2 separate regions of the Homo sapiens genome follow, and region 1 is linked to region 2. A link is a contact called in ENCODE Hi-C or POLR2A ChIA-PET data. All regions are on one chromosome and are shown on one strand. The core of a region is the stretch at or near the end of the contact, and the rest is flanking DNA. Distances in the headings are between cores, read along the strand shown.

Region 1 (4,653 bases), core at 458-2,957, 54 kb before region 2:
TTAGCCGGGTGTGGTGGCGGGTGCCTGTAATCCCAGCTACTCAGAAGGCTGAGGCAGGAGAATCGCTTGAACCTGGGAGGCGGAGGTTGCGGTGAGTGGAGATCGCATCACTGCACTCCGGTCTGGGCGACAGAGCAAGACTTCCTCTCAAAAAAAAAAAAAAAAAAAAAAAAAGTTGTTCAGGCCAGGCGTGGTGGCTCATGGCCCATGCCTGTAGTCCCAACACTTTGGGAGGCTGAGATGGGTGGATCCCTCGAGCTCGGAAGTTTGAGACCAGCCTGGGCAACATGGCAAGACCCTGTTTCTAGTAAAAATACAAAAAAAATAGCCGGGCATAGTGGTACACACCTGCAGTCTCAACTACTCAGGAGGCTGAGGTAGGAGGATCAGTTGAGCCCAGTGGGGAGAGGTTGCAGTGAGCTAAGATCGCGCCTAGCCAACATGGTGAAACTCCATCTCACTACAAATACAAAAATTAGCCGGGTGTGGTGGCAGGTGCCTGTAATCCCAGCTACTCAGAAGGCTGAGGCAGGAGAATCGCTTGAACCTGGGAGGCGGGGGTCGCAGTGAGCCGAGATCGCGAGACTCTGTCTCTAAATAAATAAATTAATTAAATTAAATAAAACGCCCGATTAAAATGTGAAACCTCCATCAAATAAGTGCAAATTAAAGCCACAGTGAAATGGTATTGTTTCCCCAATCTGACTGAAGATTACAAAGTGTGGCAACGCGCGGTGCTGACTTAGGCAGGGCGGGAGGGGCGGGCCTGTCTCAGCCTGTGGCGATTTGGTGGCATCTGGCAAAAGCCACTCTCCAGACGCAGGCCCTTTAACCCCGTAAGCCCGGGCCAAGGACGACTCACCGGGGCCACCTTGCTTGTGGGTGGGATGGGGCCTCTGGCATGAACGAGAGTGACTCCGAGTGGGTAAAGATGCCCTCCTCGCAGAGGACACGAAGCAACAAGGAAAACAGCCACCACGTAATAAGCGACATGCCAGAATAGAAGGATTCTTTAGTACAATCTTTGCTTTTTTCAAAGAAAACACGCGCGCCTCTCATTCGCGTTTGCTCCCTTCCCGGCGCTCATCCGCCCTGAACTCCAGCCTGGGGCGCCCGTGGCCGCGAGACCCAGGGGCTCTGAGCGCAGCAGGCGCCCAGTGACTGCGGGTGGAGGCCCCGCGTCGCGCAAGCTGCCTCCGCGCCAGGGAGCGCGTGCGCCTCGTAGCGCGTCCCGGGGCCGCCCCTGCGCCCTCGCGTCCCAGCATCCCAGAGCCCCGGCCCTGGCCCCGGGAGTGGCTCGCGAGGAACAGCTGGGACGCGCTCCCTGGCGCTCGGACCCGTACTGGGGTCCTCGGAATCCTCAGGTCCCAGGGAGTTTCAGACCCGGCCAGGGTGGGGGACCCTCGGGGAGCCGGCCGGGGACCCCAGGGAGGGGAGCGGCAATGGCGGAACGCCCACTGGAATTTGGGCCAGAGCTGGAGCGGCCCGTCTGGGCTCGACCCCACGACGCGACTCCAGACGGGCCAACGGGGCGGTCCCCACCGGGGTGGGCCCCGCGCGGCGCTCACCCAGTATCTCCTTGCGCCGCTGCGTGTGCGGCTGGTCGGTGTAGACCCACTCGAAGTCGCTGCGGCTCGCGCTGTTGCCCATGGTGGGGCGGGAGGCGCCGTTCGGAGCGCGGCCGGCTCGGCTCTGCTGCACCTGTCGCGGCGGCCGCGGCGCGGAACCAGCTCTGATTAGGGCGGGGGCGGGGTCCCGGCGGGGCGGGGCCAGGTGCGCCAGGCTTGGGGCGGGGCACCTCTGGCTGGGCGGGGCGGCCGGGCCCCGGCGCTCTCCAGACCCCGGCGGGTAGCTGGCGCTTTGGGAACCTCAGTTGCCTCGGTTGGAAATGGGGCTCCCCGGCAGGACCGAGGTGGCCGCGTGCCATCTGCGCGAGTCCCTGGGTCCCTCGATGCGCGGGGGCGACTGCTGCCACCGCGGCCTCCCACCGGCTCTGCGCGCCCCGCCCACCCGCGGGCAGCCGTCGGGTTTTTACCCCGGCCCGTTCTCTCCGCAGCCCCGACCCGCTCGCGGGCACGCCCCTGTGGCTCGCGCCGCCCCTGCCCCAAGGAGGAGCGGCTGGCAGGATAGGGGGACTGCGGAGGATCGGCGTGGAATGGATGCGACGGTGCCAGTAAACAGGCGCCGAGGAAAGGTTGGTGCAGCAATCCTCCCTTCCTCCACCCGGCCCTTTCACCAATAATGCAAAGGGGAGATAATGCGTCTGCAGCAACCTCACAGGGATGAGTCAGACCCACTCCTGCCTTCAGGGAACTTGAGTTCTGGATGGGGACACAGGTACAGAAGTGGCTGTTATGATTCAGGGTGATACGTGCCATGACACAGGTAGGCCCTGAAGCAGCTAGGATCCAATAGAAGGAACTTTTGCATTGGGCCTTGAGGGGTGGGTAGGAGTTCAACAGCTAGAAAAGGGAAAGGCATTGGTGCTAGGGGGAACAGCAGATGCAAACGCTTGGAAACAAGGCAGAACCTGAATGTTCTCAAATGGAAAGTCTAGTTTTGGGGAGGTAAGGGCACAGGGCCCCTCATCTTCACCCTCTCAGTGATGCCTCTGTTCCTTCTCCCACTCCCTTGGAGTTTTGGAGGGTGGACCTGCTGTGCCTGTGGGCCAGAGCCTGGCCTCGGCTGGCAGTTGCCTGGGAGCTGACTGACACATCAGCCAGCGCTGCCACAGGCTCGCACATAGTGAGGGCGTGCTTCTGTGCGTCCCATGGAAGTCCATGGCCCGGGGTTTGGTACACTTGGCAGGCCTTCCTTAGCTCAGGGCCAAAGGCAGTCCTGAGTGAGCCAGGAAGGAAGGCATGGGTGTCCTGCAGCCGCCAGCCACCATCCCCTGAATTAGCCATGGGAAAGGTGGACACAGAGGCCAGATTTTCCATCAGCAGGGGGACCCACATGCCACCATGGCCATCACCCCTTGCCACACCCAGGAGGCCTCCCGGCCCAGCTTGCACCCTTGGGAGAAGACTCATTGCTCCCAGGGCAGCCTGCTCTGTTCCCAGCCAGAAGGGTCCTCAGAAGTCATCCCACCAGCCATCACTTTACAGATCAGGAGACTGAGGCCCAGAGATGAGGAGCGCCTTGCCTGAGGCACAGAGGAATTAACAGCAAGGCTGGGGCATGACTTTGGCCCCTGACCTTTGAATTAAAAAGCTTCCAAAATCAGAGCCTTCGCCCCTGTGTTGAACTCCGTGAGATCTGCCGCCCTGAGCCCCAGCTCCACCCTCAGGACAACACCAAGCCTGCCAGTTCCCTCTGCCCCAGGCCACCGCCTATCCAGAGGAAACTCACCAAGGCCCTCATTTTCCAGATGAGGAAACTGAGGCCAGAGAGGGGACAAGTCAGAGGACATGCTGAAGAAGACCTGGGAGTGGAACAGACACCCAGGATGCATGAAATCAAGTCTGATGCCCTTGCCAAGTGCTCCCCAAGTCCCTGGGGAGCCAGAAACCCAGCTTCACGGTGTTGACGAGCCAGGAGCACATACTGTTGCGTCCCCACCCTGTCCGTTGTCCCAGAAATGACAGAAAATACATTTTCGTTTGTAATGTGGTGTCTTGAATGGGATCCTGGAGCAGAAAAAGGACATTAGGTAAAGCTAAGGAAAGCCTAGTAAAGCTGGACCATAGTTAATCATAGTGTATCAATATTGGTCCATCAAAGGCAACAAATGCACCATATTATAAGATATTAAAATAAAGGAAACTGGGTGTGGCATATATGTGAACTTTCTAAACTATCATCACAGTTTTTCTGTAAATATAAAGCTGTTCTGAAAAATAAAGTTTATGGCCGGGCATGGTGGCTCACGCCTGTAATCCCAGCACTTTGGGAGGCTGAGGTAGGCAGATCACCTGAGCTCAGGAGTTCGAGACCAGTCTGGCCAACATAGTGAAATCCCGTCTCTACTAAAAATACAAAAATTAGCTGGGCGTGGTGGCAGGCACCTGTAATCGAGGCAGGAGAATTGCTTGAACCTGGGAGGCAGAGGTTGCAGTGAGCTGAGATTGCACCATTGCACTCCAGCCTGGGCGACAGAGCGAGACTGCATCTCAAAAAATATAAATAGGCCGGGCACGGTGGCTCACACCTGTAATCCCAGCACTTTGGGAGGCCGAGGCAGGTGGATCACGAGGTCAGGAGATCGAGACTATCCTGGCTAACACAGTGAAACCCCGTCTCTACTAAAAATACAAAAAAAATTAGCTGGGCATGGTGGCGGGCACCTGTAGTCCCAGCTACTCGGGAGGCTGAGGCAGAATGGCATGAACCCGGGAGGCGGAGCTTGCAGTGAGCCGAGTTTGCGCCACTGCACTCCAGAGCCTGGGCAACAGAGCAAGACTCCGTCTCAAAAATAAATAAATAAAAATAAATAAAATAAATAAATAAATAATAAAATAAAATGAAGTTTATTAGGCCAGGTGCAGTGGCTCACACCTGTAATCCCAGCACTTTGGGAAGTCGAGGCAGGCAGATCACCAGGCTGGTCTTGAACTCCTGGACTCAAGGAATCCACCCACCTTGGCCTCCCAAAGTGCTGGGATCACAGGCATGAGCCACCGCGCTCAGCCAAAATATAGTTTCTTTTAAATA
Region 2 (4,299 bases), core at 1,312-3,811:
CCTCCTGCCCGCCAGCCCCAGGTGCCTCAGCCTGGTGCCTCAGGCTCTTCCCAGTGCCCCAGGCTCTTCCCAGTGTCCCAGGTGTCCTGCCCCAGCCCAGGTGTCCAGGCTCAGTTGTCATTCTTCCTCCAGCTCTGAGGCACCAGGCAGCCTCACTCCTCTACTCCCAATCCAGTCTCCACTTCTGTGTCCAGGTCGTGTCCTCTGCCTGGGGTGTCCTCCCTTCTCCCATCACTACCTTTCGCACCCGAGGTCTGGAGGCTCCCAGCCATGGACTGTGCTCCAGGATCCTCTCCGCAGGAAACCAGTTCACGGTTCTCTCAACTTTACCTGCATGGGTAGAAGAAACTTAACAACCACCTCCTGGTTTTGTGGCTGACTGGTTTCGTGTGCTGTACCGGAGGCTCCTAAGGGCCGAGCTCCCCAAGCTGAGCTCAGTTGTCCAAATGGGACTTGCAGGTTCACCCCTCGGGCCTTTGGACTACAGTGTCCTCCTACTCCCTTCCATCCTCTCCTGCATACAGGTAATTCCTACTGACCTTTAGGCCTCACCCAAGCAGCACCTCCTCCGTGAAGCCCTCCCAGCCTGCCCCAGTGGTCCTGCCCTCTCCTTCCCCCCTCCAACTCACACTCCTGGTGCCCCCACCATGCTGGGAGCATCGAGACAGTGGCTGCTTCTCAATCCCCTGCATCACCAAGTCTCCCTTGGCTGGGGTGACCACGGGTGCACAGGGTGAATGAAATCAGAAGTGTATTTGGTTTTTGTCTTAATGATGACTTAACCATTTTAAGAAGTGTTATCACTCAAAGTAGAGTTCCCTCCAGAGGGCATGGGCTTATTCTCACATGTGGCCAACTCTCCCATCACCTTGGCCTCTGCAGAGGCCCTTTGAGCTGATGTACCGGATAGCAGTGTGGCCAGGGCAGGCTGGATGGAATCCCTCATGCACCACTTGCCAGCTCCCAGACCAAGGGAGCCAGCCTTGACCTTTCCCAGGGCCAGGTTCCCCACTGGTGAAATGGGATCTTAGGACACGACCTGTGAGAAGGTATGCAAGACCCCCCTCAGGAGCCTGGTCGGAAGGGCTGGTGACACAGCCTTTGCTGTTGCCAGGGGAGGGTGCCCAAAGATGAGTCAGGCGGCTGCTGACTGCAAGATGCTTAGAAAACATGGTGGGCATGACCTTTTCCATCCATCCATCCATCCATCCATCCATCCATCCATCCATCCATCCAATAAACATGCGTTGAGCACCAGTATTGAAATGGGCCCTAGGGATGGAGCAGCCCCAGCCCAGGCCTTGCCTAGCTCAGCCCAGCAGGAGGCCAGGCCTGAACACAAACCCCTGAGATCAACACACAGGCTCTGTGTGGAGCTGGGAAGATACTAGACAGCAAGAGAAGAGAGGAAACCCCATGCTGGGGGTGGCATGGGGTAGGGTATTTTCAAGGAGACAGGAGGTTGGGGTGGCAGAGGGGGCAGGGGGATGGGAAGGCCCAGCAGAGGGAACAGCATGTGCAAAGGCCCAGAGTATGAAAACTGGCTCTGTGCTTCTCTTTAGGCAAACACCGGGGTCAGGGAGGCTCTTCCTCTCTGCCCCTCCCACTGAGCTCTTCACACCCCGTCACATGGGTGGGGGTTCTTAACCTGGGATCCACAGAGAGAGGGGAGGGGAAGGGAGGTCAGAGGATAGAAGCCAGGGGGCTTCTGAATTTGGGTTGAAGGAATGTATGCGATCTCATTTTCACCCACCTCTGATATTAAAATTCCCACAGTAGTAGGTGTTAGCTGTCCCTGTGACTTTGTCACCAAGAGAAACCCAGATATATTCATATCACATTTCAGCTGTTGCAGAAATCTCTAAATATCATTTATACTCACTGGTATTTCAAAATCATGGTGAATATTAGACTTGCAACTTTAGTCTTGTTATTTAATGTGTGAGTAAAATACATTATTACATGTGTGTTAAGAATTTTATTAACTGTTACTGTATTTCTTTTCTCTCTTTCCTTCTGCAAGTCTCACTCTGTCGCCTAGGCTGGAGTGAAGTGGCACCCATCTCGGCTCACTGCAGCCTTGACTTCCCAGGCTTAAGGGATCCTCCTGCCTCAGCTCCCGAGTAGCTGGGCCCTCAGATGTGCTCCACCACGCCCGGCTAATTAAAAAAAAAAGTTTTTGTAGAGACGGTCTCACTATGTTGGCCAGGCTGGTCTCCAACTCCTAGGCTCAAGCGATCCTCCCGCCTCGGCCTCCCAAATTGTTGGGAAAACCGGCGTGAGCCCCGCGACCAGCCAACTATTTACCATAGTAGCCTTCCTTCCTAATCTTGTTATTTTATTCATCTAAAAATATTTTGAGAGGGGCTTTGTAGGCTTCCCCAGGCTGCGTCAGGGTCGGGATCTAGAGCGAGGACCAGGCTGGGGCGAGGGCGCCGTGTTCTCAACTGCAGGGCCTGAAGCGGGGCGGGAGGGTAAGGGCGCACACTACCCAGGCAGGGACAGGGACCCCGCAGAGCCTGCCAAGGGGCAGCCACGCGGCCCACGGAGCCGGAGATGAGGGAGGAGCCTGGCCCGCGCCCGGCCCCCGCTCGGGTCGGTGTAGCCCAGCCCCAGCCTCCCAACTGCTGAGGATGAGAGCAGGGCCGCGGCCTTCGCCCGGCGCAGCGCCTGCGTTCCCGCCGCCCTTCCCAGTGCCGCGAGGAAGCTGCGGCAGGAAGAAGGGCGGAGGTGCCCCGGGCGCCTGAGACGCCCGGCAATGGCCCCGCTACTCTCGCCGCGCACACGCAAAGCCGCTTCCCAGGCAGTTGCGGCGTTCGGGGCCCGCTTCCTCTCGGGCCGGGCCTTCGCCGGCCGCCTGCCCGTACAGGTGTCCCCCGGCTCCGTGACTGCGACTCTCCCAGCGGAGAGGGTCTCCCAGGAAGCAGGGGCGAGGAGCCCTCGAAGGTCTCGGGCGGCAGCGGCTCTCGGCGCAGAGGGCGGAGGGTACGACCGCGACACAGGCGGGGCGGCAGCTAGCTCGCGAGGTGCACCCGGCACAGGCCCCGCCCCGCGCTTCCGGCTCTCAGGGCCCTCGTGCCCCGCCCCGCCCTCCTCCCCGGGGCCCCTCGTCCCCCGCGCCCGCCTAGCCCCGCCCCGGCTGTGCTGGATCCTCGACGCCCATCGCCAGGGGTGGAATCCCAGCCCCGCCTAACACAGGTGGAAAGAGGCGCAGAGAGGCCTAGTGACGAGCTGGGATCACAGGGAGTTGATGGCAGCGCCGGGAGAGCCCAGGCTCCGAACTCCCGGGCTGGGTTCTGCCCCTACAGCCCGAAAAGAAAGCAAGGGAGCCGGTGAGGGTGACACCCAGATAGGGGCGAGATGCACATTTCGTGTTCCCAAGGTGGTGTCTGTAGTAAGATAAGTGAAACTCGAGGCCCAAACGAGGACAGAGCTCAACACACATTCTATTTTTTCAAGAAGGCAGGGAGGCTCCGAGTCAACCTGCTGAGTCAAAATCCAGACCCCAAGCATTCCTAAGCCGGGCCAGCTTCAGCCTCAGTGCCCCACGCCTCGGTTTCCTTATCCGTAAATTAGCGTAGTGTGTAGCTTGTACTTACTCAGGTAGATAATTATACGCCTTTTTAAAGCGGAGAAGAGAAGAAATGCTCTCATCCATTAGCAGTGGGATTCTGGGTGATTAAAACTCGTTTTTCAGTGCTCACCTGTCGAGTGAAAGCTGTCTTATTTCCACTCACTGGAGAGCTCTGGAGACTGGAAGCTGTGAGTCTTGGTTACTGATGTATTCCAGCTCCATATGGTGCCTGGTGCTTCGTATGTTTTGTTGACCGAATAAGCAAGTAACTGGAAGCATATACCCATCCTCTCGGATCACTCACTTGGGTAGGGAGTGATTATAATTCTACCCCAGAGCGGTCTTGATCATACGTGGAAATTGGGAGCTATAGGAGACAGGGCCCTGCAGTTAAAGGGAAGGGCAGGCTTCCCGGAAGAAGTGGCCCTAGTGGCAGGAGGAGTCTGGATGGGCCACACGTGGGCGGAGGCTCCAGCACAGGAGGCCCAGGCGTGCCTCCAGTTCAGCAGGACACAGCAGAAGGGTAGGATAGGCAAGTGGTTTGGCCACAGGTGAGGGCCCTGAGTCTGACAGTAAATCTACATTTTATCAGGGGACAGTGGGGACCGGTGGAGAGAGCTGGGAACAGGAAGACTGGCTGGGGAGGAGGCCTGGGGCAGTGCTCCTTAGGGTGCCACTATGGTCCACCGGTGAGGTGGTCTGGTCTGGAAGGATGGGAGGTTCAT

What was found. A loop is a pair of places that touch in the nucleus more often than their neighbours do. ChIA-PET counts read pairs that join two places held with the same protein, here RNA polymerase II (POLR2A). Pooled maps may share reads with other maps.
Region 1: a map of B cell shows a loop between it and region 2 (13-fold over the local background). The contact joins the promoter of DEGS2 here to the enhancer-like site in region 2. A Hi-C loop is called at or near these places in 2 of 168 maps with a recorded cell type or tissue (B cell and endothelial cell of umbilical vein), 7 of 37 single-sample maps with no recorded cell type and 9 of 50 pooled maps. POLR2A ChIA-PET finds 5 or more read pairs at or near these places in 13 of 52 experiments (A673, BJ, CD4-positive, alpha-beta T cell and 7 more).

The regions. Positions count from the first base shown.
Region 1 is chr14:100,157,938-100,162,590 of GRCh38, forward strand. DEGS2 (delta 4-desaturase, sphingolipid 2) reads right to left here and starts at 1,708. Exons shown (of 3, transcript NM_206918.3): 1 at 1,569-1,708. The coding sequence starts at 1,650. It overlaps LOC124903380 (a long non-coding RNA gene), which reads left to right and starts at 2,100. Exons shown (of 2, transcript XR_007064330.1): 1 at 2,100-2,194; 2 at 3,371-3,777. RefSeq lists silencers at 1,495-1,554, 1,655-2,054.
Region 2 is chr14:100,211,535-100,215,833 of GRCh38, forward strand. All of the region lies in intron 1 of YY1-DT (YY1 divergent transcript), which reads right to left. Among named protein-coding and RNA genes, the nearest start is that of YY1-DT, 25 kb to the right of the region's middle. RefSeq lists enhancers at 2,209-2,709, 3,387-3,436 and a silencer at 2,447-3,166. Within about 2 kb of position 2,562, at least 36 of the 41 ENCODE cell types and tissues checked have a DNase peak (open chromatin) inside an H3K27ac peak, as active enhancers do; they include A673, B cell, CD4-positive, alpha-beta T cell and 2 more, where a contact is called at or near this core.